Linked DNA regions of Mus musculus: all the other regions are linked to region 5. A link is a loop called in an ENCODE intact Hi-C map of the cell type or tissue named here. Cell type or tissue: left cerebral cortex. All regions are shown on one strand. Region 1 overlaps Pdzd2 (PDZ domain containing 2). Region 2 overlaps Pdzd2 (PDZ domain containing 2). Region 3 has its middle 46 kb from the start of Gm52210. Region 4 overlaps Mtmr12 (myotubularin related protein 12). Region 5 has its middle 3.2 kb from the start of Gm41274. Region 6 overlaps 1700047G03Rik (RIKEN cDNA 1700047G03 gene). Region 7 overlaps Pdzd2 (PDZ domain containing 2).

Evidence for each region. A loop is a pair of places that touch in the nucleus more often than their neighbours do. Peaks named below come from ENCODE experiments on the same cell type or tissue, not always from the same donor. Only the 100,000 strongest peaks of a DNase experiment are listed, where the experiment ranks them.
Region 1: a loop joins it to region 5, with 7 times the contacts of the local background. A loop is called at or near these places in 39 of 42 quality-filtered maps.
Region 2: a loop joins it to region 5, with 8 times the contacts of the local background. A loop is called at or near these places in 41 of 42 quality-filtered maps.
Region 3: a loop joins it to region 5, with 3 times the contacts of the local background. A loop is called at or near these places in 8 of 42 quality-filtered maps.
Region 4: a loop joins it to region 5, with 2.4 times the contacts of the local background. A loop is called at or near these places in 4 of 42 quality-filtered maps.
Region 6: it touches region 5 in a loop (3-fold over the local background); 5 of 42 quality-filtered maps call a loop at or near these places.
Region 7: a loop joins it to region 5, with 2.4 times the contacts of the local background. A loop is called at or near these places in 6 of 42 quality-filtered maps.

The regions. Positions count from the first base shown.
Region 1 is chr15:12,369,665-12,373,664 of GRCm38, reverse strand. Pdzd2 (PDZ domain containing 2) reads left to right here. Exons shown (of 26, transcript NM_001081064.2): 21 at 1-1,218; 22 at 1,959-2,076. Among named protein-coding and RNA genes, the nearest start is that of Golph3, 50 kb to the right of the region's middle. In left cerebral cortex, a CTCF peak has its summit at 2,343 (motif pointing left); DNase peaks (open chromatin) are centred at 2,322 and 3,455.
Region 2 is chr15:12,584,562-12,588,561 of GRCm38, reverse strand. The region is part of intron 3 of Pdzd2 (PDZ domain containing 2); the gene reads left to right. Among named protein-coding and RNA genes, the nearest start is that of Gm41273, 65 kb to the left of the region's middle. In left cerebral cortex, a CTCF peak has its summit at 2,233 (motif pointing left); DNase peaks (open chromatin) are centred at 1,295 and 2,218.
Region 3 is chr15:12,272,256-12,276,255 of GRCm38, reverse strand. No RefSeq gene overlaps it. Among named protein-coding and RNA genes, the nearest start is that of Gm52210, 46 kb to the left of the region's middle. In left cerebral cortex, a CTCF peak has its summit at 1,702 (motif pointing left); a DNase peak (open chromatin) is centred at 1,687.
Region 4 is chr15:12,207,104-12,211,103 of GRCm38, reverse strand. The region is part of intron 1 of Mtmr12 (myotubularin related protein 12); the gene reads right to left. Among named protein-coding and RNA genes, the nearest start is that of Mtmr12, 4.1 kb to the right of the region's middle. In left cerebral cortex, no CTCF peak of the experiment used is centred here; DNase peaks (open chromatin) are centred at 1,990 and 3,311; H3K4me3 peaks cover 518 bases; H3K27ac peaks cover 1,468 bases.
Region 5 is chr15:12,793,313-12,797,312 of GRCm38, reverse strand. No RefSeq gene overlaps it. Among named protein-coding and RNA genes, the nearest start is that of Gm41274, 3.2 kb to the left of the region's middle. In left cerebral cortex, a CTCF peak has its summit at 1,723 (motif pointing right); DNase peaks (open chromatin) are centred at 1,042, 1,727 and 3,306; H3K27ac peaks cover 1,768 bases.
Region 6 is chr15:11,969,739-11,973,738 of GRCm38, reverse strand. 1700047G03Rik (RIKEN cDNA 1700047G03 gene) reads right to left here. Exons shown (of 3, transcript NR_040447.1): 3 at 3,656-4,000. Among named protein-coding and RNA genes, the nearest start is that of 1700047G03Rik, 4.7 kb to the right of the region's middle. In left cerebral cortex, a CTCF peak has its summit at 1,709 (motif pointing left); DNase peaks (open chromatin) are centred at 1,680 and 2,766.
Region 7 is chr15:12,687,657-12,691,656 of GRCm38, reverse strand. All of the region lies in intron 2 of Pdzd2 (PDZ domain containing 2), which reads left to right. Among named protein-coding and RNA genes, the nearest start is that of Gm41273, 38 kb to the right of the region's middle. In left cerebral cortex, a CTCF peak has its summit at 1,737 (motif pointing left); DNase peaks (open chromatin) are centred at 1,443 and 1,679.

The sequences.
Region 1 (4,000 bases), 420 kb after region 5:
CTCCAAAATGCCAGATTACTCCCAGGGCAAATCAAGCCAAATGCCAGCCTCAGTCGGGGTGCCCAAAAATGGCGTACCCGTAGGCCTGGCCGGAGAAGAGCCCCCCTACTTCACACCAAGGCCAGCCACCAGGACTTATTCCATGCCAGCCCAGTTCTCGAGCCATTTTGGACGAGAAGGTCTTTCCCCACCCAGCCCAAGTCACTCGCCTCAGGACCCCCAGGTCACTGCAATGAGTGGCAGTCTCTCTGAGAAGTCAGCCAAAGGCGTGACTAACGAACAGGGCGTGTACAGTGTGAAACCTCTACTGGAAACACTTAGGAACCCACCACCAGTGGATGTGGGGGATGTCAGTGCGGTCCCCGAGGCAAGCGGCCTCATCCCAGACAAACTCAAAGTCACCAGGAGACACTACTACTGTGAGCAGAGCTGGCCCCATGAATCTACCTCGTTTTTCTCTGTGAAGCAAAGGATCAAGTCTTTCGAGAACCTGGCCAATTCTGACCGGCCTGCGGCCAAGTCTGCCACATCCCCGTTCTTATCCGTGAGCTCCAAGCCTCCCGTTAACAGACGGTCATCTGGCAGCATCACTTCGGGGAGACCCAGTGATGGGACCGCAAGGTCACTGAGACGCAGCTTGAGTTCCTGCAGCGAGAACCAGAGTGAGGCCAGCAGCCTTCTCCCGCAGATGACAAAGTCCCCGTCCAGCGTGACGTTGACTGTCTCCAGGCAGAATCCGCCAGAGACTAATAACAAGGGCCACAGTCCAGACCCAAAGAAATCACTTGTCCCCGTGGGTATTCCCATCTCCACAGGGAGCCCAGCCTCACCCATCAAGAGGAACAAGTCCTCTGTCCGCCATGCCCAGCCCTCCCCAGTGTCCCGATCCAAGCTCCAGGAGCTGAGAGCCTTGAGCATGCCAGACCTGGACAAGCTGTGTAGTGGCGAGGACTACTCTGCCAGCCCAGGGGCTGTGCTCTTTAGAACCCAACTGGAGATAACCCCCAGAAGGTCGCAAGGCTCCCCAGCTACCTCTCCAGCCAGCTCTCCAGCTAGAGGCCACGCGGATGTCAATGGATCAGCCTTCCTTTCGTGTCCTGTGAATGGTGGCAACAGAGTCTACCCCAAAGGAAACAGCTCTCCAACAGTGCCCACTGGATCCAGGGAATGGGGTGAATCTCTGCGGGCCATGCCTTCTGGGAAAAGCTGGTCAGTGAAGTAAGTACCTACCTAAACAAACAGGCTGATTTCCATTGGGAACACTTCCAGGTTTATAAAACAGTTGCAAAGGTAATGAGGGGAGTCCCGAGCTACCTCTCCTCAGCTCCTCCTAACCACTTGCCTTACACAACCCTGGTCCATGAGTGAGAAATGAGGATTTAACCCCGGACAACGAACCATATGCACAAAGCCACAAACTTCAGATCTTGCTGAGTCGATTCCACCAATGTCCTTTCCGATTCTAGGATCCATCCAGATACCACACACTGCATTTCAGTCAGTATCAGTCCTGGAAGCCACATATGCTTGCCAGTGTGTGGCTCTGAGAACAGGAGTAGCATGGGGAAAGGACCGTGCTTCAGGGAGTCTTTGGGGCCCTAAGAACAGCCAGAGTTAAGCAGGGGACTCTCAATGTTTTAAAATGTTCCGCTGGGGCCTCCAATTTCTAAACATGTCAGAAGTTGTCTGTTACGCTCCTGTACTGGTCCCTAAATATCTTAGAGGGATCTCTAGGCTCATTTCCTACACTGTCAGTGAAAGATACTCATGCTGGCCTCGTAGGATTCTCTAGTAAACTGTGGAGCAGAACCGATGCCCAACAGGAGGCAGAAAGGTGGGAAAATACCCACAGCCTGGCAGGAAGACCTTCCAGACGAATCCTTAGGAAATGGAGAGGCTGTTGTTTGTTTGTTTGTTTGTTTAATCTCTGTCCAATGTTTTTTTTATTTTTTACTTAGTTTGGATCAACTCCTTGCCTCAGTGGGGTACCAGCAGAGATTACAGGCCGTTTTATCATTAGTGGGGTCAAAATCCCCCATCCTCCCTCTCATTCAGGAAGCGAAGGCACAATCAGAGGTGAGTGGGGTGCACAGAATGGAGGGATGTGAGTGCAGTGGAGGAGGGGCAGGTGCTGGGCTCAGTCATTGCTCCATGCACTGCCATGCACTGCCATGCGCGGCTGGCCCTTGCTGGCTGCAGTGGGAAATGTTGGAATGGTGTCACTGAAGCAACCGTTCACCAGCCTTTCTATCCAGGGAGCTCAGAGTTTGCAAAGGAAATGCTGAATGCCAGTGAACCACTGTCCCTTTCCGTGTTGACATAAACTAGCAAGCGGTGCCACCTGCTGGTGAAAAGCTCACATTGTTAGACCCACGCTTACGCCCCAGAGTTTAAGAGCGCCTAAACCCCAGCCTGTAAGGTCAAAGATTCAGAATTTAAATGACCCACATGTGACAGTGAACAGTAGTAATAACAAAGACCATGGGTTCCCATCTAGAATGTTCCTCAGGGAACAGTAAGAAATTGAACCTCGACAGATGAATATTTGTTGAGAGCAAGGCAAATAGGAATGTGTGGTGAGATAATAACATTTACATTACGTTTACAAACATTGTTCCCATAACCCCCACATCCTCCTGGGTACCATTTGAGGTTTCTCAGTTAAGCTGCAGCCTTACCATCTCGTGGGCCAGGATGGTGAGGAGATGGGGTTAGGGTGGAGACTGGAAACAGACACCTATCGGTTCCCGCTCCCTTCAGATTCTCAGCCCACTGGGACAGTCAGGACACGCTTCAAAGAATCAACTGCTTTCATTTGGAGTGAAAGGGACTGTTTATCAGCTTGTACCCTCCTTCAGTGGCAGGCATGTGTCACAGGCCACAGGCTCACTCTAAGACATAGTCTCATTCTTTCCAGGAGGCCTCTTCTCTCCAAAGGAAAAAAAAAAAAAAGCCTCAACCAGACACATACATAAGCTATACATTCTCAAAACTGGAGTGCAGACAGAACGCCAGGCGCTGCTATTAGATCGATTCCCTGAACAAGTATACAGTTCCTGCTTGCATTAGAACTCGGGTTTCTTTTCCTGTCTTTTGTTTTCAGTCGATTTGAGAAAGCAGGGAGTGCAAAGCTAGCCCGATCCTGCTATCTGTGTGCTGCATTTCTCTGCTTTCCCCAGAGAGTATGGTGCACTCAAACCAGAATGGCACAAACCAGTGGCCTGTGGCCTTCCGGTGTACCCTGAAAGATGAAAGGGGACAAAATCCAGCCTGCTTTTCTGACTACCACACACCCAAGCTTTGGAAGGAGCTCCCTGTCCATCAGGCATCCCAATGCTGTGCCAAATTTCTTGGGCAAAATCAAGCCTTATCCTCAGCTGCTGGCACACTTGTTTTCCCAAATGCACCCCCCAAATGAATTTAAATAAATGGAAATTTTGATGGCTGTGTGCCTGTTTTAAGATACGCTGTCACTGCTCTAGGGAGTATTCGCCTCTCAACATCTACCTTCCAGGAGATGCACAGAAGACATTCACTAGGCCACACACTCCTGTGCTTGTTTAGAGAGCCTAGTGGTGAGGGTCTCCTTTCTGTCCACCCGTCTAGATGACTGAAGGTGCCCAAGTCTTCATGACTTACCAATAGAACTAAGCGCCCCTCCATTAGGTTTTCTGATCAGCTGACCCAACAGGTGGTTTTCTGCTTCCTTTTCTCTTAACAAATCAGTCCTCAGAGGTTATCATTAGCTTTCTCCAGTAACAGTGTGCTTCTGATCATCTTTTGATGGTTACTTCATGATAAAGCAAGCAGTGTTGAACTTGTTGTTGAATCGTGTCTAAAATGGGGGTGACGACAGATTCTGGACCACTTAACCAGTTGTGTTTAATCTTCTATTTCAAGATATCCTCTGACTGATGCTTCGAAGCAAGGCAGTCTAATGTTATATAACCTAGAAAGCTACGAACGTTCTAGAACACTACTAAGAATGTTCTAGTCTCAT
Region 2 (4,000 bases), 210 kb after region 5:
ATGTCACATTCCCCGCCCCTTAAAGACAAAGCTGGTAATTACATGGCAGAAGCCTCTGTTTATAAAATTCTTGGCTACCATTCTGGAAAAGATGGGATTTTTCAAAATGTTCCGAAATGTTACTTCTGTTTGGTGCAGGAAGAAATGGGGAAGGTTTTTAGATTAGTTCCTACAAGGAATATTCTGTAACCCTAGTCACCCCCTCCACTAGCTCTCTATAAGTAAACCAGATCTGTTCCCTGGAGACAGATTATTCCAAATTGGTAACAAAATGTGGAATTAATTAAGATGGAGCCCATATACCCCGACAAGAACAAATGGACTTTTCTGAAACGTAAAGAGGCCCACGTTTCGTTTTTAAAATGTTTTTGTTTTCAGAATGTGGGCTTTGGAAATTTTTATAGGTTAATAAATGTGAACATAGCACAGTCCAGAGGACACAGGCCTTCTAAGGAGTCAGGGCGACTTCCAGAAGCCTTGTGACTGTTCCCTTGGCATGGGAGGCTGACTCTGTTTTCCTAATAAGAGCTGCTTGGTGGGTGAGAGAAGATGATTTATCGACACGGTGACTATGTAGCTGGCACAAGGAAGATACCCAGTCCAGAGGATCTTTTAGCATCTCGCCCATCCAGCCTTGGGCAACCTGAACCCACAGCACAAGTCACAACAGAGAATAGGCCTTTGAGTTGGAACGAAAGAACCTCAAACCCTGCCAGCTCCTCAGACACAAGAGATGATAGTGACAGGACAGTGGTCCCCTTTATCCATGGACAGTCCCTTACCCTGTACTGATGGGCTATATTTATGGCAAAATTTAGTATGTATTAAATATAGCGAAAGGTTAGCCACCATAAGTAATATTTAAATAGGACGATCATAACAGATTACTGTAAGTTATGTGGATGTGCTTTCTCTCTCAAAATATCTCGCTGTCCTGAAGGTTTTTGACCTTTTTGACCACAAGTAATTGAAACCTTGGATTAGCAGTGAGCTATTTTACTGTGTAGCTTCAATGGTCTGGGTGCTGGCCACTTAAGTCAAAGACACATACAGGCATAGGGTCTTAAGTGCTCCAGCCACGATAGTGCCAATGTGTTCCTGGAGTATGAGGAGTCTGTACGATCCCAGAAGAAAATCTCACTGGGCAGATATAGGCCAGACATACTCAAGGTGACTGGCCAAATGGCACAGAGACACGCCATGCAATAAAGAGTAGCTGAGTATCAGCCCTAGCCAGCAGCAGCCTTCAATCCCCTCTGCCTCCAAATCATGTGTAAAAATAAATTTAGGGTTGGTACAATCTTAGACTGGTTACCCATGGCAACCTTGAGTTCTGTCTGGATTAAAGCAGATTTAGGCAGAGTGTCAAGAGGGTATGAGAAGGTGTTACTTGGAGAAATGACTGCAGGTGGTGATGTAGTAGGAGACAGAGAGAAAGGAAGATTCTCCAATTATAGCTTTATAATATGGTCCCTGGGGCCGCTTAGCACAGGGTCTTGTCTCCCTGCATGTGTGCCCAGAGGCACCTAGTACTCCATGCAAGACTATATATATAGTCTATAGGTGGTGACCTAGAGATATTAACGAAAGGTTAAATTTTACTCAGCATGCTCTCTAAGAAGATTTCCATTGCAGAAAGTTAAAAGGAAAACAAATTTCAGCATTTACAATTCAATTATCTGGAAAATTGGCCACGTGGAACAGCCCATTCCCCTAAGGATGTAGGCTGAAAGAAACAGCCCATGACCCACATGGTACCCAGCTCCATTCTTTTCAGCCTGCTGCCTTCTCGTGCAAGTTCTTTTCATGGCTTGGTTTCTGGAATCTCTTCCAGCTCATTCAAGTCCTACTTTCTGGTATCACGGAAGAAACTAAGACTCGGGGGAGTTCTTTCCTGAGGTCATCTATCTTCCCAGAGATCAAGTTTATGCCTTTGACTCAGAGTCAATAACTTTTTTTTTTCAAACCCATAAATAATAACAAATGGCATTGGATAGTTTTCTATATCCTGTAGTTTGTGATCAAAACAAATAGAAAGTTAAGTTTCTCTACATTTCATACAAAAGCAGGGGTCACACCCTAAAAACCTCCCGTCTCATAGGTGTAGCTTGTAGCAACTTGGTGACAAGAGTCATTGCTGCTGTTGGAAAGAAGCACGGAGCTTGCTTTCCCTAGATTTCTAAGTGCCACCAGGCCAAGGCAGTGGAGAATCTGAGAGCCGTCGTCTGCCATCTTGTGGTTGAAATCAAGCACTGTGAGAGAGTGTGCTGGAGCTGTCTGTCCCCCAGCTGGGTGTGCTTCACAGCTGTGCTCTTCAGGCTGAGGTCTCTGCTGAGTCGCCCCTCCTGAACCATACTGAGTCACCAAAATGTGCTGTTTCCCCAACTTTCATTCCTGCCCTTCCCCCCAGTTCCCACAGAAGACGAGACAGTGATTGCATGACCCACCCTGCTGGGCTCTTCAAGATGAATAAAGGAGTCCCCAGAGTCTTTAACGCCAGCTTCTAGTTTCTCTGTCCTGAAACTCACTCTGTAGACCAGGCTAGCCACAGACTCAGCCTGTCTCTGCTCTTGAATGCTGGGATTAAAGGTGTGCCACTACTGCCTAGACCAGAAATTTCTTTTAAGGTAAATCAGGTAACCAAGTCTCTAGCGTTATAGTGACTAATCGAGTGAGTTCTTAGAAAAAGCTGGCCGTGTCTGTAAACACTTATCAACAGGCATTTATTGAGTGACATTTCAGGGTCCACTGTTTTTGGCTTTTGAGACAGGCCCATGCTGATCACAAACTCACTATATAGCAGCAGAGGCTGACCTCTAACTTCAGACACTCTTGCTTCTGCCTCCTGAGTGCTGGAGTCACAGGCATGTACTGCCAGGCCTGCTCGATGTGATGCTGGGGCCTGAACCCAGGCTTTCATGCCTGCTTCATCCCCAGCCCTGGGTCCACTTGCTTTTGGGACGGAAGAGATGATATGAGATGGGAGACTTTCTCTGATACAGTGCTCTATCCTGTGATATGACACTTCGTCCAGACGCCCGTGATGCACTGCTCAATGCAGACACCCGTGATATGGCCCTCCATCCTGATGCCAGTAACACAACATTTCATCCAGCCATCCATGACACAGCGCTCTATCCAGACATCCATGACGCAGCGCTCCATCCAGACGCCTGTGACGCAGCGCACCATGCAGATGCCTGTGACGCAGCCCACCATGCAGACGCCTGTGACGCAGCGCACCATGCAGATGTGCTTCCTTTCCTTCCAACCACCTGCTTCGCTGATACCTGACTTGGAACTGAATGCCGGTGCGGCCATACACTCCCACCCAGGAAGAGGAAACCCCCAATGCCTCACTTCAGATACCCACTTCTAAACTGTTAGAAGTACTTCTAGGAATTGCTGTCACTAGGAAGCATAAGGAGGGAGGCATCTGGCGTGATTAAAGTACTACTGTCTGACTTCATACCCTCCCCCGTGGGCATTTCTGAGTCTTTTGCAGGAAGGCTGACTTCTGCTTCACCTTTCTTACTTGAGTATTGAACGCGTTTGAGCATTTCTGTTCTCTCATGTTTGGGTACTAAATGTCCCCAAGTGATTTTCAATTTTTCTTTCACAAGAGGGTCTTTGAAATCCAAGCTTTGGTGCCTGGATTACCTCTTACCCTCTCTTAGAGACTTCTGAAGGGAGGCAAGACACCTCACAGCCTGGCTTTCACAGAAATAGAAAGCCAAGGCTCTATCTTTCCTTGTTCACTTTGTGTAGCTTTGAGAAGGGCCAGTATTGTAAGGACCCATGTGTATACAATTTAAACTACAACCAGTCAGGCATGGTGGCACACACCTTTAATCCCAGAATTTGGGAGGCAGAAGTAGGTGAATCCCTGATTTTGAGAACAGCCTGGTCTACAGAGTGAGTTCCAGGACAGCTGATAGCCTCAAAAACAATTTGAGGCTGTATCCCAGTGGTAGCTCACTTTCCTGGCATTCATCAAGAC
Region 3 (4,000 bases), 520 kb after region 5:
GACCAAGAACACTTTAAGAAAAGGCTCCTCTGTCCATGAGGATTGAGATCAAACAGCATCTTTAATGTCAGCCTTGACACATGCACAAAATGCTTTCTACCTTGAATAATAGCAATTCAGAGTTTGAATGGATACACACACACACACACACACACACACACACACACACACATGAAATCAAGCCAAAAAATGTGACTATGTTAAGACGAATCACTGAAAGTATATGGGGACATGACAAGAGGGGACCAGAGGAGGAAAAGGTTGAGAACTGTAGTCTAGACAGCAGAAGATAAGCCGAGAGACCAAGAGAATAGAGAAAAGGGGCTGGGGGAGGGGACAACATTCCTTCCTCAACTTCCAAATGACCACCCACATCGACCACTTTCCTCTTTTCTGAATTCCATCATATCCTTCTGGGGTCAGGTAGCTTGGTAAGGCTGGGGCATCTCTTCTTCCTTAAATGACCAATATACTACTGTATGTATTTCCCCTCCTTTGTCTCCAATTATTTCTAGGAGGATTTAAACTTCTTCCTAAATTAGAAACTTCCCGAATACAAAACCTATAGCCAGGCATGGTGGTACATGCCTTTAATGCCAGAACTCCGGAGGCAGAGGTAGGGAGATCTCTGTGAGTTTGAGGCCAGCCTGGTCTACATAGTGAGTTCCAGGTCTGGGAGGGCTTCATAGTGAGACCCTGTCTCAAAAGAAACAAAGGAAATGCCTATCAAATAACACAAGCTTTAACCCGGCTTAGTTTTCCAACTGTCACAAAGTAACCACGGACCATCAGACAGCCATGGCCACTTGGTTACTTTTTCCCACTTCCCTTTTTCTCTTTCTTTTCACTTGCCAGAGATTGAATCCAGGAGCCTTGCAGTGCTAGCTGGGGTATCCTACCACTGAGTTACATCACAAGCCTCTGTGTTCTGTTGTTTTGATGTAAATTTAAGTACAATGAAACACCTGCCCACTCCCCCCAACTCCAGTCAAGGTTGTCCAAGGCTGCCCTGGTTTAGAGCTCAGAAATTTGCCTGCCTCTGCCTCCCAAGTGTTGGGATGATTAAAGGCATGCGCCACCACGCCCAGCCTATTTATTTATTATATGTAAGTACACTGTAGCTGTCTATCTTCAGAAGATGACATCAGATGTCATTGCAGATGGTTGTGAGCCACCATGTTGTTGCTGGGATTTGAACTCAGGACCTTCAGAAGAGCAGCCAGTGCTCTTAACGGCTGAGCCATCTCTCCAGCCCTACTGAGTCCTTTCTTATCCAGCCCTGTCTTCACCTGAATTCTTGGAAGCCTCAGCAGATTCACCTACAAACTGGATCAGTTTGGGCACAGGCTCTTTCATCCCTCTTGGTCAAACAATTGTAAAATCTATCAGGCTCCTGAGGGGTAAGCTGTGGCATGCCTGCATTCTTTCCCTACCCAGGAAAGGCATGCACTGTGCCTGTTTTGCTGGGGTATAGCAAGCACTGCACTCACGATGCTCACACTGCTGTGAAGGTTTTTTTTGGGGGGGGGGGGGTGTTGGTGTTGGTTTTTGTTGGAGGTGGTGGTGGTGGTTTTCAAAATAGGGTTTTTCTGTGTAGCCTTGGCTATCCTGGAACGCTAGACCAGGCTGTCCTCAAACTCTTAAGAGATCTGCCTCCTAAATGGTGGGATCAAAGCTGTGTGCTGCCATCTCCCGGCTGTGAAGAGGGGTTTTTGAATATACCTTCACTTAGGACTCAAAGGCAACAGCTTTTTGTTTTGTAAGACTATAAAGTTTATTTTTATAAGTGGCCAAAAGGCTCATAATTTCCACAACTATACACTTCATACTCTTTAATTACTGAAGACAAGACTATAATCTAAACCACAAAGTAGGCTACCAATGCCTGTTGTTAAAGCATTAAACCACCAATTGAACAAGATACTTTCCTCTTGAATATTTAAATACATGTAAATTGTATGCAAAACACTGGCTGCATTACCCAGGCCAGTCAGGCTTTCAATTTCACTGGTAAACACTAGGATACTTCTCTGGCAAATGGGAATCCAGGCAAACAGGACACTTCTCCTTTCCCTATCCTAGTATTTTTCAGGGTGGTGTATGGCCTTTAGCAAGGGTTGCTGGGAGATTCCTGATAGACCTATGAATTAGTGTCTTCGATGCTATTTATTACAAAGTACCTCCCCTCCTCCTCCCCCAAAAGGGGGGGAGGGATGGTTTATCTTGGCTCACAATTTGAAGGTACAGTCCTCCATGGCAGCAAGCCCATCAGGTGGCTGGACACGAGTGAGCAGTCAGACAGCAGGGATGGCTGGTGCTTAGCTGGCTTTCTCATTTTGTTTGGCCTAGGCTCCACCAGCTCAGGGACTACTATTGCCCAGGCTCAGGGTGTGCCCTCCATTTCAGTTAAACCTCTTAGGAAATGGCGGCACACACAAGCCCTTAAGTGTTGCCTATGTGTACATGTGCACGCGATTCCAGATGCTTGGCTCCAATCTGTCCTGCCCCAAGGATGGCGCTGTAAATATGGACCATAATAACGGTGTAACCATTGCCCTGAACAGCCCCTCTTTGACTACGGATCAGAGGAGCTCAGAAAATGGGCTTTAGTCAGGTTATAGTCTGTCCCACGGAAGGTCAGGAGGAAGCATGAAGCACGGGGCTAGCTCTCAACAGGAACCATCTCCTATTGTCCTTTCTGGACAGGAAACACTCCATTTTATCCCTTCATTAAATGCTTTCCACACCCTTGGCCAAAACCAAGAAAGGAACGAAACTGAGAGACCACAGATTGCACAAGACGGAGAGATGGGGGAATAAGAAAGCTGTGTCTTTCAAGAATATAACAAATATCTAAGAAAGAAGTCTGGGAAGGGGGCTGAGGGAGAGATGCTGGAGAGACGGCTCAGTGGTTAAGGACACTTGCTGCTCTCAAAGAGGATCTGGGTTTAGTTCCCAGCACTCACATGGTGGTTTCACAACCACCTGTGACTTGTTTCATATGATCTGATGGCCTCTTTTTGTCTGCAGGTAACAGGCACACATGTGGTACATATCTAACACACATGCAGGCAAACACAAATGCATATAATATAAAAGTCAGTCGGTCTTTACAAAATAAGTCTGAGTGGCAACAAGAGCCTATTTAAGATTCCAGGAGAGTGTCAGGCAAGGCTGGCTTTCTGGACACAGGAGGGGTTAGCCAGACTGGGAAGGGTGTTCCAGGTGTGGACCAGCAAAGGCAGGGGAAGCCGGATCTGCAGGTGGGATAGGTCAAAGAAACAATCCAGAACAAAACGAGCAACATGTTCCAACTCAGTGTTAAACAAACTACATAACACTCTTCTCCTAGGTCATTTGCTCAGGACAAGCTCACCTTTCACATCTGGAAAGAAAAACAAAGCTGGTTTCCCTGCTTTATGAACTCAGGTCCCTTCCAGCAAGAAGTCAAACTGAGACATCATCATCTATCTATGATAGACGACCCCCCTCAGGGCAAAGATGCTGCACTAGCTCATTTCAAGGACACACAAGCCCTTTCTTTCACTCACCCAATTACCTTGTCTTCAGATAGCTAGAAACCACACTTACTTACTTTGTGTGGGGACACAAGACAAGAGGGTATGTGTGGAGGTCACAAGACAATTTAAAGGGGTCAGTTCTTTCTGTTGGGTCCTGGGGACTGAACTAGGGCCCTAAGACTTGGTGGCAAGTTCCTGTACCTGCTGAGCCATCTATCTCATCAACCCTCTTCAGAGCATCTTATTATCATTTGGAATTTTGAGTATTTGTCTGGATGCTGGTTGCCTATCACCAGCCAACCACACGAGTGTTCATACATGCATATACGCAGAGGATAGGAAAGGGTGGAGGTGTGGGGGTTCCTGGAAAGCACAGCTTTGTGCTTCCCTGGGCTCTGCCTGCTGTGGGGCCTGCCAGAACCCAGGACACGTTTATCAAGTCCTGAACGAATGAGGAGGATAAACTAGGAGCAGACCGT
Region 4 (4,000 bases), 590 kb after region 5:
CCTGACAACCTGTGCTCAATGCCTGGGGCCTAAACTATGGGAGGGAAGAACCAACTCCTCAAAGTGATCCTCTGTACACCTGCCGAGGTGCGCTCAGGAGTGCACGTGTGTGCACATGTGCTAAATTTAAATGTAATAAAAACATCAAAAATGAACACACATAAGCCAGGTGGTGGTGCCTGTCTTTAATCCCGGCACTCAGGACACAGAGGTAGGCGGACCTCTGAGTTGAAGGCCAGCCTGGACTAAAGAGTGAGGTTCAGGACAGCCAGGGCTCTGTCTACACCTCCCCACCATAACGCAAAAAAAAAAGAAACAAATAAACAAAAGACTAATGCATCTAAATTCTGCCTTTAAAAGTATTTTTATGAGCCAAGTGGTGGTGGCACATGCCTTTAATCCCAGCACTTGGAAGGCAGGGGCAAGTGGATCTCTGTGAGTTCGAGGTCAGCCTGGTCTACTGAGTGAATTCCAAGACAGCCAAGCTAAAGAAAAAAGACCTCGTCTCAAAACAAACAAACAAAAAACAAAACAAAAACAAAAACCCCAAACCAAAACAAAACCAAATAGCAAAGTATTTTTACTATTAGGACCGGGTAGGATGTCTGTTTTAGGATAAGCTATAATTTATTCTTCCTAGTATTTAGCCATCAAAGCCATCAAAGTCAGTGATCAGCAGAAACACACCTCAAGCTGGCCATGGTGGTGCACATCTGAAACCACAACACTCAGGAGGCTACCGCAGGAGGGTCTTGATTTCCAGATCAACCTGGAGAGTTGGGGCTATTTAGGGAGACAGTGACTCAAAATACATATAAGACAACGTGTTTTCCATTTCACTGTGTCTACTTTGTAGAGTGCTATAGCTCGACTGGATGCCTATCTCTGGGTGCTTGGTAGACTCAGCAGATGCTGTGTACACATCTGCTGAATTAGAAAACAAAGCCTCTAGACACTGCAATAAACACAAGGTCCCTGTACCTGCTCAGTAAGTCTCCCAGATTAGCACCTAACAAAAGCCACGGAGGAAACTCACGGAAAGACATCAAGGAGAAAGCACTGCAGTGCGCTACATGCGCCATATGTGGACAAGCCTGTTCTGCTAATCAAAGTTCTCTGAGTCCACAAAAACAAGGGAAAGAAGACCGAGGCACAGCCAGACCGTCCCGGTTAAACACTGTGTGGTAGGATCAAAATGCTGGCAATACACAGGTTCTCTTCTGAAACTTACAGACTCATGGCTCACCAAAGAAATGGGCCTAAGTAAGGACTAGGAAACGATGTGTTTGTCTCCTTAGATAAAAAGAAGACGAGATAAAGAGGAAAGGCATGGCTATGGCTCTTCTTGCCTTTTCTCCCTGTTTCGGAGCTTCTAGTGCTGTGATCAAACATTCTGACCAAAGCACAGTGGGGAAGAAAGGCTTTGTCCGGCCCACCTTCTAGGTCACAGTCCATCACTGAGGGAACTTTGTGGAGGGGTGCTGCTCCCTGGCTTGCTCCTAATGCCTTGCTCTGCCTGCTTTCTTATACACTCAGGACCATACAAAACCTTTCCTGAGTCCCTGTGGGCCTGGCTCGGCCCCGTCACTGCTGGCTCTTTAGGAGACAGTTCTTTGTTCAGTAATCCTGTGCCCCAGTGCAAGGTCATTTAACCCTGCAGGCTCAGTTTACATATCTGTAAAATGGAAGACAAATTATATTTTCTTCCCAATCTTAAAAAAAAAAAAAAAATCCACAAAACAAGTCTCTGGTACTATTATTAGGATCTCCAAGCCAAACACTGACTAAACTCCATGAGCAAGTACATTTTAACCATATTTGGAATGCCACGCAAACATGGGTGTCTGTAGCAGCCCTTTGAGAACTATTTTCCAGGTCAGTTTTAAAGACCACACAAGCAGCACAAAGCTTCTATTTAGCATCCATCACATCACAAGGGACTGTGCTTCTGTCAAAGCAGGTCTGCCTCCTAGCACTGCCTGGCTGGCTGACTGTACAAGCCTCTGAACCCGTCGCTGCACATCCGCACAGCTATCTAAGCCTTAAAACTGACCAGGAGGCCTGGGGAGACGCCTCGGCAGTGAAGAATATTCGCTGCTCTTGCAGAAAGCCTGGATCCAGTTCCTAGCTCCCAAATGGTGACTCACAACCATCTATAACTCCAGTTCCGGGGCATCAGATGATCTCCTCTGACCTCCTCGGGCACCAGGACACATGCAGTACACGTGCAAGGGAAACACTCACACACAAAAATAAAATGGACCTATCTTATAATGTCAAGGCGGCTCAGCAAAGAACTCTCAGTACGGTTGAAGAATCAGAACTGTCACGCAGCGTTGGTTTCTAAATCCCAAATCCTCCCATCAGTCACTCTGGCTGTTTGTGTTGCCCAGCCTTTCCCATCACTGTGTCTTCCCTGAGACACAAAGCCTGCCTGTGCCTTAACAACGGGCATGGAGAGGTGTTTACAATGTGCACTTTTGGTTTAAAAAGCAGCTGAGATTATGACTGGTAATATTAGTTCCATTTTGGTAAGCCCCATCCAAAGCCACATGCTGTGCACATACATCTAACAGGATGCATTATAATTAGCAAGTTTGTAATCTCTTAATATATGTACATATGTATAATTTAAAGAGTATGTGTACGTGTGTGGGTGATCACATGCCATAATGCAGAAGTCAAAGGACAACTTGTAGAAACGGCTCTCTCCTTCCACACCATTAGGGCCCACTCAAGTGCTCAGGCTTGGCAGCAAGGTCCTCTGCCCATTGTGTGGCTGGCACTGTTTTTTTTAAAGTTTCTGTGTGTGTGTGTGAAAGTCTGCCACAAGTGTGTATCTTAGGAGGCCAGAAGAGTGACTCAGGTGCCCTGGAACTGGAGTTACAGTGGTGAGGTACTGAGAACCAAACTTCGGTCCTCTGCAAGGCCTAACAACAACCAGCACAAGCTTCTAACTTGTACTTATTTTTTGCATAACTTCATCTCATTTTTCTACAATGAACACTGTGGCTTCTGACATAGAAAGTCACACAGGCTTCCCATTTTCACATGAAAAGTGATTTTGTGCTCAAGCTATCACCAGATGCCCCCCTGGAACAGAGCTCAACATCTCTGCTGCACACTGCTAGACATTCCTTGCAACCTGTGCCTGAGGCTGAGTGAAGACAGTAGAGCTGAGATGTTTCTAGGCATCTGCTATCAAGTAGCAAGGTGGGCCCAGATTCCTGCCTCCTGCAGATCTCGGCTTCCCTCTGAAGAGATTACAGAACACGAGCAAAGGTCCTGTGCTGTGATTCGGGATCTTACCCGTCAGCCTCACTGACTTAGACAAATCAATGACAAACCAGTTCCGGTTACTCTGGCACAGACCCCAAAGCCAGAGTTAACCATTACCCTTCATGTTAGGCTGTCATTTGCAGTCCTTTTGGATCACAAGAGGGAAAAATATGATCATGTTTAACAACTTCAGTGCTGACTCTTGACAGACCGTGCTCTGCCTTAGTGAAGGCTTCTGCCTCTGGAGTTCCCACTTCTGATCAGCAGGACCAGGCGTAACTGCATTAAAAGGTGAAAGGGTTCTGGCCACCGACGTCATCCGCCAACAAGAAAGCATCTCAGAAACTGCAAACTCACCAGCTAGGAAAAGTGGTACAAAGAAAGGCGGGCTGGCCTGGGGCTCAGTGGTAGAATACTTGTTTATCATGGTGGAGGCCTGTGTTCTCTCTCCAGAACTGCATGCAGGGAAAAGGGGTGTCAGGTGACAATGGGTCTCTACAGAGTGGTATGGTTCAGAGTGGGATAGCTAAACACCCAAAATAAAACACACACACACCACACCACCCGCAGGACACACAAGGCAGGCAGATAGTACAATCAAAGATGAAGAAGAGTAAAAATAGTGGATGCCAGTCTTCATAAAAGTGCTCTGAGGCTCTCCCAAGGTGACCCAGAAAGGTATCAGACTCAGGGCTCTGGGTCACACGCAAGCAACATCTCA
Region 5 (4,000 bases):
AAGGCCATGCACCTCAGCTACAGAAGACCGGATCTCAAAAAAAAAAGACAACAAAAATCATACATGTTTTCTATGTTATAAAGCAGTATTTGGTCTCATATGCCCACTTCGTTGTTTTTTGTTTTTGTTTTGGTTTTGGTTTTGGTTTGGGTTGTTTTGTTTGTTATTTTTTGTTTTTGGGTTTTTGTTGTTGTTGTTGTTGGTTTGGTTTGGTTTGGTTTTTATACATAATGTTTCTCTGTGTAGCCCGGGCTGTCCTGGGACTCACTCTGTAGACCAGGCTGACCTCATACTCAGAGATCCACCTGCCTCTGCCTCCTGAGAGCTGGGATTACAAGTGTGCGCTCCACTGCCTGGCCAGCACTACTTTTATATTCAGTGAGTTTTCTAGTTAAGATCAATAGTGTGTATTTGGGGGGACTTGGGGGAATTCTAAACACTTAGTAAACACTTTTAGACATGGTGACAGAGATCTTTCTTTTTCTCTTCATTAGTTCCACGTCACAAACAAGGGCACAGAAAGTCAGACTTACTGGCTACCATCTGACTGAATATAAGTAGCATGTGTATTCCCAGAAAAAAATTAATAGATTCTTCGGAAGGCAAAATAATGCTGTTTGCCCCAAAGAGGATATGTTAGTTTATCAAACCTATAAACGGGCTGTGCTATACGGCTGGGGAGGACTGAGGTTGCAGGTAGAGAGCTGAGACAGGAGCATACGGCTGGGGATGCGATACGGCTGGGGAGGACTGAGGTTGCAGGTAGAGAGCTGAGACAGGAGCATATCCTGGTGATGGGCCCAGGGTAATCAGAAGATCCTTGTAAGGGGACGGGGACACAGTGTCAGAACGCTGCACCCCGAGGATGATCCCACTCCCCACGACGGCCCTGCAAACTGTGAAGGGACCACCAGGCAACACAGGCGCAAACTTCAAACCTCGCAAACTTCCGCCAGGCTCTGAGAAGGAATGTGGGTCCTGCTGATACTTTAATTTTAGCCCGCTGAGGTCTATTTCAAATGCATGATTCAAATGCAGGATTATGAAACCGCCTGGGTTGTCTTTAAACTACCAAGCCTGTGATAATTTATGGCAGCAGTGTGGGGACTCAGCAAATGCCTCCGCCAAGCGGTGCTGAGCACTTTGAACTAAGGGAAATTGGAAGGCCTAAGAAGAATTAAGGTCCCTTGTTGTTTCCTTCCCTGACAGTGCAGGGAGAAGCTTTGCTCTGCAGTTCCCTTATCTCCCGATCCGCAGGTCCAACAACAACAAAAAAGCCACACAGTTACCTTCAATCCTCTTACTGAAATTTCATTAACCAAAGAAGATTAAATTCATCAGAGGAAGAGACTGGGGAAAAAAAATCAAATACCACATGTAGAGCCCAGTGACCTTTGACCCAAGCCTTTGACTGTGTGTTTTGTAGGCCATTCAATTCTCCTTTTTAAAAATGTGCTACCCCCTCTACAGCATCCCTCAATTCTCCTCTCCCCTATAAAGCCAGCTACATTGATGTGTGAATCTTACTAAGGTGGTGGCTTCCTGCAAAGCCCTGGTGAGTGTAAGTACACACACCTTTTTCTTTCATCTGTTGATAATTTTTCAGCCAATGGAAAGACTAGGACCCTAGAGAAGTAAGAGAGATTCCTTCCTTCTGTCCTTTAACGGCAATAGTAAATTAACTTAGTACCTTTGCAAATGGCACTACTTCACTGTGTAATTGAGGAGTTTGGACACAAGGTGGCAGTAGACTACCGGATTAAGTAAAGACACAATTTCCTGTTGCTATGGAGGCCAGGTATGTGTGTGTGTGTGTGTGTGTGTGTGTGTGTGTGTGTGTGTGTGTGTGTGTGTGTGTGTGTGTGTGTGTTTGTGTGTGTGTGTGTGTGTGTGTGTGTGTGTGTGTGTGTGTGATGAGTAAAAGAGGTTCCTAGTAAAAATTTGACTCTTCTCTAATTTACCCTTCAGATCTTTCCAGTGCTGTTGGAACTAACAGCAGTCTTGATGAATTTTCCTTTTTTTGGAAATAGTCTGCTGGGCTGATGAATTGAACCTAGGGTTTTGCCAAGATAGGGCTCTACCACTAAGCCACATCCCCAATACTTACTTTTTTGAGGCAGGATCTCTATGTAACCCTCTTGGCTATTGATCTCTGGGACTCTATAACCCAGGATTGTATTCCTTCAGCCTCAGCATCCCTAATAGCCAGAGTTTACAGACCGGAACACCAGCTCCATCTTGAACTCACTATGAAGCTCCAGCTGCCTCCAACTTGAGATTCTCCAGTCGCTGGGACTATAGGCTTGCACCACCACATATCACTCACACTTTAAAACTGATTTTTTTTTTTTTTTGGCAATATTGTTTTATATCCAAATGATGAATTGCGAGTGAACGAAATCACAAGAATATGTGTCACAACTGTAGAACGTTCTGTTTCTAGCGCCTTGAATGCTGATGGCAGCCCATAGCAGATGCCCAATAAATAATTGAATAAAAGAACATCTTGTGCCCGATTTGCATGTATAAAGTGTTGGTTAGGCCTCTTTTCATGCTAACCTGGATAATCTGCAACGTGAAGTGAAATCCCTTTTCCGGGACTTTCAAACGTAGCACTCACTATTCAGGGAGTACTTGTTCGTTGAAGTGGGCTTGCAATGCATTCTTGGTACTAGACACAAAAAAACGAGCCCTTTCTTGCTCTTCAGAGCCTGCTGTGCCCTCTATCTAGGTGTATCCAGTTTTAATGCAACATCCCACAAGCTTTCTGTGCCTCTCTCTCATGTGGGAGTTATTTGTAGGGATCTTGTGGTCAGTGCAGCAGTGGGCCAGAAGTCAAACGCCTGAGGACATAAAGGGCCCTGCATTGTTCAGTGTCCCCTGTGCATACTTTGGGTGCACTGTGCTAACTGCTTCCTCAGGATGAGAGGGACAGGGACCTCTGAGGCCCTCTCCTGCCTCCTGACAAGCCCTCCACGTCAGAGGAGAAAGCAGCGGTAGCAGTGGTAAGACCTCTTTCCTCTATTTTTCATAGCTAAACTGGAACTCCCTATAATAAAAGAAAGATGAACAGGAGAGAAGCAGGCATGTTTATTAACTTAAATCCCTTATACCTCCCGTATATGTGGAAGAAAAAAAGTCTTTAGAGTAGATCTTTTTTTTTTTTTTAGAAAAAGCATTTAACCGTCAGGCCTAAATACTATCAGACTTTGAAACAAAGACTAGAATAAAGGATGACCCAGTTAAGACGGCACGGCCTGGAAAAGCGTCCTAGAACAGATGTACGTTGTTATGTGAATTTAGGTCCTTCTTTTCTTCACTGTGAGGGGGTCAAGCCCAGGCCTTGCATGGGGGGGGGGGTGAGCCCTCCCTCAGGCACACACACACCCAACCCCGCTGCCCCCCCACTCCTTTCTTCCAGGTGCAGAAAAGACACTTTACAAGGGAAACCTCTTTGAGAAACATAACTTTCTCTTACAGATGAGTCGGTCTCCATGTTACTGAGGGCAAACCCAAGTTCACCTTCTAGCTTCTCTGCCTTTCAGTGACTTAAAGGTCCCTAAGCCTGGAGCTGAGCGGGGCAGCCCATGGCTAGTTCCCCACTCGCTTCATTATGGGTGACGTTTCTGGCCTGTGGCTGAAGCCAACAGGTACCCAGGTTGGTTTCCAGGGACCTGAGCACTGTTGTTACTGAGAGCCTCGACTCCATTTGGGCCTGCAGATTCTGAAGGGTTACCAGAACAAGATAAGGCTTAGCATCTGTCTTCATATGGTGTCCATCGCCTTCACTGCCTCTGTCATTTATGAGGCTCTCTTTAGTTCTGCATATGGAGGTGGATTATTTGGTAAGTGTTTTGTTCAGAACTCTAACGCATAATCAGCAGACTTGCCTTGCCTCTCCCTCATGGGGTTTCCTTAAAGGCTTAAGAAACCTATCAGGCTCTATCGGCCACCTATCACATGACTATAGAATATCCTGAGACTCCAGATACCCTAAAAA
Region 6 (4,000 bases), 820 kb after region 5:
CCTGACCCTTACGCTTCACTGTACTAGACACTTGGACTCTTTTTCCCACCTCAGTTACTTCGGGCTTGGTTTTACATTCATAAACTCCAAACCTATGAGAAATTTGAACAAATGGTTATAGGAAACCAATCTGGCTTCAATTTATGACTACTTTACGATGAGGTATACAGCTTGCGAGTAGCCAAATGGAAGGGTTGGCGGAGCATCTTTGTCTTCCCTGAGGGCTCCCGCTCCTGACACCATAGTATTCGCCAACACAGGTCTGGAAGTCCGTCCCCACCCCCCCCCACCCCCCCCATGTAGTACATTTGTAGTACATGAGAAATTTGAACAAATGGTTATAGGAAACATATTCTTCACTCGTTAATTCACAATGTTTTTTGTCTTGCTGTTTGAAAATAAATTGTAGATATATCTACGCACACATGTATGCTTCCATGTTTCCACTGAAAGAGTTTGGAGGTAAAGTACTTTTCCAAAACCGCCTGTAGTGGTTTGAATGAGAATGGCCCCCCTTGGGCTCCTAGGTTTGAATGCTTGGTCTAGTTACTGAAGCGTTTGGGGAAGGATTGGGAGGCATGGCCTTGCTGGAGATAATGTTACTAGAGGTAGGCTTTGAGAGTTCAAAAGCCCAGGCCGATCTCAATCTCTCTGCCAGATGCAAGCCCTCAGCGATTGTTCTAGTGGCATGCCTGCCTGGGCTAGCCTTTTCTTCTTTTGAGACATATTTGTTGTGCGGCCCGGAGTAACTTCACATTCACAAGCCTCCTGCTCAGTCAACCAAGTGCTGAGAGTTCAGGTTTGCCCTGCTATGTCTGGCTTCAATTTATGACTACTTTACGATGAGGTATACAGCTTGCGAGTAGCCAAATGGAAGGGTTGGCGGAGCATCTTTGTCTTCCCTGAGGGCTCTCGCTCCTGACACCATAGTATTCGCCAACACAGGTCTGGAAGTTCCCCCCATGTAGTACATTTCTGTGGAGTGCCTTAGTTCTTTCCCCTTTAAGGTGATTAGACACTCTGGCAAAAGCAACTTGAGGAAGAAAGGGTTTGTTTTAAGGTTACAGTTGGCAGAGTGTGTTCCTACCATGTTCAACCCGCAAGCTTGGTTGCAAGATTACCTGAGCAAACCAGGTGGAAGTCAGTGAATGTGGAAGTCTGAAATGTGGCCAGGGCAGATATACAGGCAGGAAATGGGACTCCTGGTCCCAAGCGCCAGTTGGAAGCCTTATTGCAGGAGGTGGTGGCACACTTGACTATTGGCAGGTTCCATTCTCCTCCCTGTCTGGTGCAGACGTCTTTGAGGAAGCGTCTGTTGAAAAAGGTCTTGATGATTTATAAAAGCATCAGGCCGAGGAACTACTGTTGCTGATCGTCAGGTGGACTCTTCAGAACTCGATTCTCTATTTGTGACTGGAAAATTTGGACTCTTCTTGCTTTTTTTTTTTTTTTTTTTTTTTTTTTGTAGCGCCAATAGATGTTTAAACATAGGTGTGGCCTATGAATGGCTGCCTAGGAAGCCAGACGTATCGTGAGCTATGAATTAATACTGTGTACAGGGAGTTTCTTGATGGCTTTGGATCACACACTCAAGAGAGCTCCGTGCAAGGAAATCTGGAAAGTTCGTGCTGTGTCACACTTGAGACAGCTCTACCGCAGCTCAAGGAGCACGCAAGCAACAGGGAGACGGTCCTGCAGCACCACCTGGTGGCTAGGAAGGGGATAGAACGGTGACCACACTGGTCAAACTGGTGAAATAGATGATTTCCAGTCAGCTCGGGACCAGAACAAAACACAGCACAGAACACAACAAATATTAGATGAAAAACAAATAAACAAACAAACAAAAAATAAAGACATAATTTTTATTATTAAACCTGTCAAACTTTAACACTTCAGTTAATATAACTTCAATAAAAAAAGACAAGGAGGGCTGGTGAGATGGCTCAGTGGTTAAGAGCACCCGACTGACTGCTCTTCCAAAGGTCCGGAGTTCAAATCCCAGCAACCACATGGTGGCTCACGACCATCCGTAATCTGAGATCTGACGCCCTCTTCTGGAGTGTCTGAAGACAGCTACAGTGTACTTACATATAACCAATAAATAAATCTTAAAAAAAAAAAAAAGACAAGGAAAAAGCTGACCAATTTGTTCATAAAACGGATGGGAAAGTTGGAGTGTAGTGGCCACATCTTCATTATAAACGCTCTGATGTGATTTTGAACAAATGCCATAAATATAAATATTGCTTTACAGTAACAAATGAACTTGTTTCTTTTTAAAATGTATCTAAGTTAGCTGAGTTTGGTGGCATATGGCTGTAGTCCCTGACATTTAGGAAGCTGAGGCAGTGGGACTTTGAGTTTGAGGTCAGCCTGGGTTACATAGTAAATTCCAGGCTAGCCTGAGCTACAAGAGGAAGACTGTCCAAAAAAAAAAAAAAAAAAAAAAAAAAAAAAAAGCAAACCTGGGGAAAAGATCCGTTATAAATTAAATTGATGACGTTTCCACCTATGGGGATAACGTATGTTTTAAAAAGCATGGCAAAGAAATTGGCTCACAGGGTAGATTTAGCACAAGCTGAAAACACTTTAAGGGCATCCTTAGCAAACAGAGTATTAATTTTAAAATTTTATGTAGAACGAACAAGTCAGGCTACATGCATTTTCATAAGTCATCTCTAATCTTGGATCAGCCAGCTTGAGTAACTTTTATCCAGAATACACTTGTCTCTCCTCAAGCTCTAACTTTGCAGGAGTCCTCTATCCCTGTTAGATTTTCAAGTGAGCGAGACTCAGATTATGTGGCGTTCATTTAGCTTTAGTGCGGTCACGGGGTAAACCACCCTACTACACTTCTCTAGCGAGGCTGGCTACTTCCCCAGCTCTGCTCCCCAGATACTTGCTGTTTGAGTCTTTCTAGGCTATTTCTGCTCCAGCTGTCTGTCCTGGCAGACCCTTTGACTCTGGCGCGTGTTCCTGGTCCATCGAGTCTAATGGAGCTCTCCTCCTCTCCCTTCTTCTTTCTCCTCTGTGCTCTCTCTCGCCCCCTTTCTCCTTCTCCTCTTGGTCCCTGCCTGTGATCCCTGCCTGGTAACTAAAACCCTGCCGCCTCCTACTCTCCCCAGGAATTTACCACTTTTATTTAACCTATAGATTTAAATTGGGGAACAAGGTTTACCCAACAAAGGCTGGCATATGTGGGAATTCTTGGGGCAGCCAGATCTTGGAGTACAGAATTTAGCATTTGAATGCACAGCAGCACCAGGCCACCCCCAACCGTTACTTGTGTTGGTTCTTAGATATTATTTGCCACTGAAAAATATGTTGTGTGGAACTCTTAAAATAATTGAAAATACTGAATAATTGAAAATACAGGAAGATAAGTGATGAAAAGATGAAGCTAGGGACACCAGGGGCTACACTTGTGAATTCTCAGCAACCTACTGACTAAACATGGGCTGGTTACAGAAGACACAAATAGACATGCTAACTTGGGTGAGGTTGGGGTGGTCGGGTGGGGTGGCCCAAGAAGATCCAACCCTACATGAAGAACTACAGGCTACTCTACGTTGCCGAGAGAAGGAAGAGCACGCCTGCTGGCTATCCAATACCGTGTGGTCAGCCCTGAAAAGCATATATACATGTAACATTATGCAGACAGAACAGGTTGTATTTGTATGTTTAGTAATATATATGCATAAACATATTTGCATGAAATGACAGTTAATAGAGGAAGGGGGACCATTTTCTTGAAAGTGAGCAAAGAGGGGTATATGGGAAGGCTCAGAGGGTGGAAAGGGAAGGGGGAAATGATGTGATTATAATCTCAAAAAAAATAATAAAAAATATAACTGCTGCTAGCTCACTCCCTTAAAATGTATGAAGACATCTAAGGGAAGAGTATTTAAGACACTCAACAGACCTTCCCGGTAACCACGCCCTCTCGGCCCACCACTGTCGCTGCTATGATCTGGTGCTGTGGCCTCACATGGGGAGT
Region 7 (4,000 bases), 110 kb after region 5:
TCCCTTGCCCAGTTGCAGGGAGCATTACACATCCCTTAGATATATCTGTCACTATGGCTGTCTTCCTCTGCTGCCTCTGCCTCACGCCTATGTCTGGTTGCCTTCTGCTTTTCTTGTAAGTGTATGTGGTGTAGCATGTCAGGAAAGCCTGGATGATACAAGCTAAGTATCTCCTTTCATGATCCTTAACTTCATCATGTTGGGAAAGACCCTTTTCCCAAATAATATGACATTCACAGGTTCTCACAACTGAGATATGGATACCAGAGGGGACCACCATCCAGCCATCCCTAAGAGGTAAATACTGTCTGTATGATTATGGTGGTCATGCTGGGAAGAGCAATACAAAGCAGGACAGAAGCGCTTGCACATCCAGGGTTCTGACAGGTCGTCCTCAGAGGTGCTACCCAGAGAAGTCCAGACTCTGGTCTGATTCAGCTGCCTACCCTTCACTTATAATGGGAGGTTGAGGCAGAGAGATCAGGATTTTGGAGTTATCCTCAGTTAGATAGTGAGTTTGAGTCTACCTTGCGCAAAAGTGAAAGCCTGTCTCAAGTAAAATGCAAACCAAAAAAAACTATAAACAAAAAAATGTATTTATTTATTTATGTATTTATTTATGTATTTATTTGTTTGTTTGTTTGTTTGTTTATGTATATGGGTGTTAGCCTGTGGGTATGTATGTGTGCCATGTGCATGACTGGTACCTGAGGAGGCCAGAGGAAGACATTGGATCCTGTGGAACAGATGGTTGTGAGCTGCCATATGGGTGCTGGGAACCGAACCCAGGTCTTCTGAAAGAGCAGCAGATGCAATTAAATCACAGAGCCATCTCTCCAGTCCCTTAATACCTTTATATATATACATATAGATAGATAGATATAGATATAGATATAGATATAGATATAGATATAGATATAGATATAGATATAGATATAGATATAGATATAGATATCCTCCTGCCCCAGCCTCCCAAATATTGGGACCTCTGACTGATGTGTGCTAGTGCAGTTCACCTCCCTGTGCTTCCTAACTAAACCCAAAGTAACTTTCATTTCCAGACCCATAGATTCTGGACTCCTCTGACCCTAATAGAACACCTAATGGTAATATATATAAATATATATATATTAAATATATATATATGTTTTGTTTTCCTTCAGCTTTCCCCCCAAGATCCCTTTCAGTGTAGGCCTTGGCACACACAACCATAGATGTTTATTTATTTGCAAAGCCTCCCTCCCACTACACCATAAACTGTGCAGGCAGGGAGAACCACTTTGTATTTGTGAGGGACGTCCAGGCCCAGATTTTGTTCCTACCTCCTCCTCCTTGTGTTGAGAACAGAAATAGCACTTCACTGATTTCTGCCCAGGCAGTCATCAGAAGTATTTGCTGAAGGATGTGTATTTTACTGACAGCTTCGTGGAGGAGACAGGAGCACAGCTCCCTCAGAATCCTACTGGAAATGGTTTGTGATTCTCTTGCCCAGAGTTCTACATTCCTGCCAGCTGTCTTATCTCTGCCCCCCTCCCCCCCCATCCTTCTCACTTCCACAGACTCTTAAGACAGAAAAAAAAGGGGGAAAAATCAGCATTCCAGGGCTTCCCTGGATTTGTACCGCCTCTAAGCCAAGCAAATATCCACCTGCCATTATTTCTTAAAACTCCTGAAAGGGGCCAGCTATAGCAGTGATGGGCTTAGTTCATTCCACTGCCCCAAGGGATCAACACTGCCCCCTAGAGGGCCTGACAGTGTAGGTGGTGGACTGTATGAATGAATGAAAGGTGAAGTCTGAGCGAGCTGGATGGGATGCTTGGAGGAGATGTTCTTACACGGCAGCCATTGTTTGTCACTTTTAAAATAGGGACTTGCTATGTAGCTCATACTGGTCTCAAATTCATGATCGTCTTGCCCCAGCCTCCCGAATATTGGGACCTCTGGCGTGTGCTAATGCACTTCACCTCCCTGTGCTTCCAAACTGAACCCAAAGTAACTTTCATCTCCAGACCTATAGATTCTGGACTCCTCTGACCCATGAGTACTGGCCAATACAACACCTAATGGTATTGGAATGAATGCCCCCCATCCTGTGATGTGTGTGCCCCTCTCTCATAAACGGTCATGATGTTCCTGATGACCTGAGGGTTGTCACCATAGCACCCCTGAACCCCAGGTCACAGAGATCTGACCTCCCTGCATCAGTTTGCAGAACATGACTAGAGGTTACAACTTGAACCCAATACTAAGTGTCTTAGTCTTTTTTCTATTGCTATCATAAAACACCAATACTGAGGCAACTTGTAAAAGAAAGGGTTTAACACGGAGATCATCGTTCCAAAGGGTTTGAGTTCATGACCATCATGGTGGGGAGCATGGCAGCAGGCAGGCAGGCATAGCACTGGAGCAGTAGCTGGGAGCTGACATCTGGTCCGCAAGCATGAGCCGCTAACTCAGAACAGCATGGGCTTTTGAAATCTCAAAGCCTGCTTCCAGTCATACACTTCTTCCGACAAGGCCACACCTCCCCATCCTTCCCAAACAGTTCTACCAACTAAGAACCAAGTATTCCACCCTATGAGCAATCTCATTTAAACCACCACACTGAGCATAACTCACCTGAGGTCTAACCTTCTCCTGGCATAGAACTGGTACTTTATTGAGAATGACATGAATTCCCCCACACCTCCAACATACACACACAAGATCCCTCCTATCTCAAAATATAGTATATGAAATAATTAAAAATTAACTTTTAAAAATTAAGAACAGAATGAAATGGGCATTGTGAATGCCATCAGACAACAGGAACATTGTGTAGTAAGAAGCTGGGGAAATGGGGAATGACATTAGAATGCTAAATTGCCTCGAATTCTTGCTCTCTGACATAGCCTAGGCTAACTCAAGCAGTGCTTGTATTAAGTCACTTACTAATGGGCCAGACTGAGTAGCTCATGCATTTAGTCCCAGAGGCCAGCTTGGGTCTGCATAGTGAGTTAGTTTCAGGCCAGCTAAGACTACATAGTGAGATCCTGTCTCAAAAAAACAAAAACAAAACAAAGCAAAAACCCCAAAACCTGTCTTATTCATCAGGGAGGGGCTTATGAAATCAGATAGGTGGGAACCCCTATCTGAAAGTAATTGACAGTTGCTGGCTACTGGGGGAAGGAACGTCAGTTTTCTTCAAGGAGGTAGGCATCCTCTTGGTATTGTCAGACTTTTTCTCATGTGTGTTTGCAGAAAATTTATGTTGTTTTGAGTTGGGGAGTGCATTTCTGCCTGATCTACTTTCTAGGCCGTTCCTCTGCCACTGAGCCAGTACAGGATGCTGCGCGGCGTCGGCACAAAAGCCTGAAAGCTGCTTTGTGGTACAGGGAGGTCTCTGAGATGCCTGTATTCTAAACCAAGGAGCCTGGTGACATTGGGACCTAGCAAGGGTGCTCTGCACACTGATGTGACTCCAGGTTCACCATCCAGGGCCAGTCTCTGTCTCCTTTGTCATCTCCTAAGATCGAGTTGCAGGAGATGGGAGCTGCCGGCTTATGATATGAATCCAGATTTTATCAGACTGGCTTTGTTTGGCACCGGAGGGAGAGAAGGGGAGTGGGCCTGGGTGGAAACCAGTAGTAAGCATCTACTAAATGCTAACAGTTTTACATAATAATTCCATTTATTGCTCCTGACATCAGCATGTGAGTCATTATTGTCCCCTTAGTATGATTGAGAGACCAGGGCTTAGGAAGCCAGGAGCTTGCTTTGCCACCAAGAATACCTGCAGCCCCGAGCCATCTGCCTCCAGGGTCCAGGCTTTGGTTTGTGGTGGGGCTGGAGGTAAGAGAAGATGGTTTATCTTTGTTTGGACTGCTTCCAGGGTTGGTGATCGTGAGCTGCTTTGGGGGTCGGTGCTGTTCTACATGGACAAGGTTGCAGGTTTTCGTGTGTCCGCGCCATACACATTGAAGTGTGCTGCCCAAGGGGATGGAAGTAGCATTTATAAGTT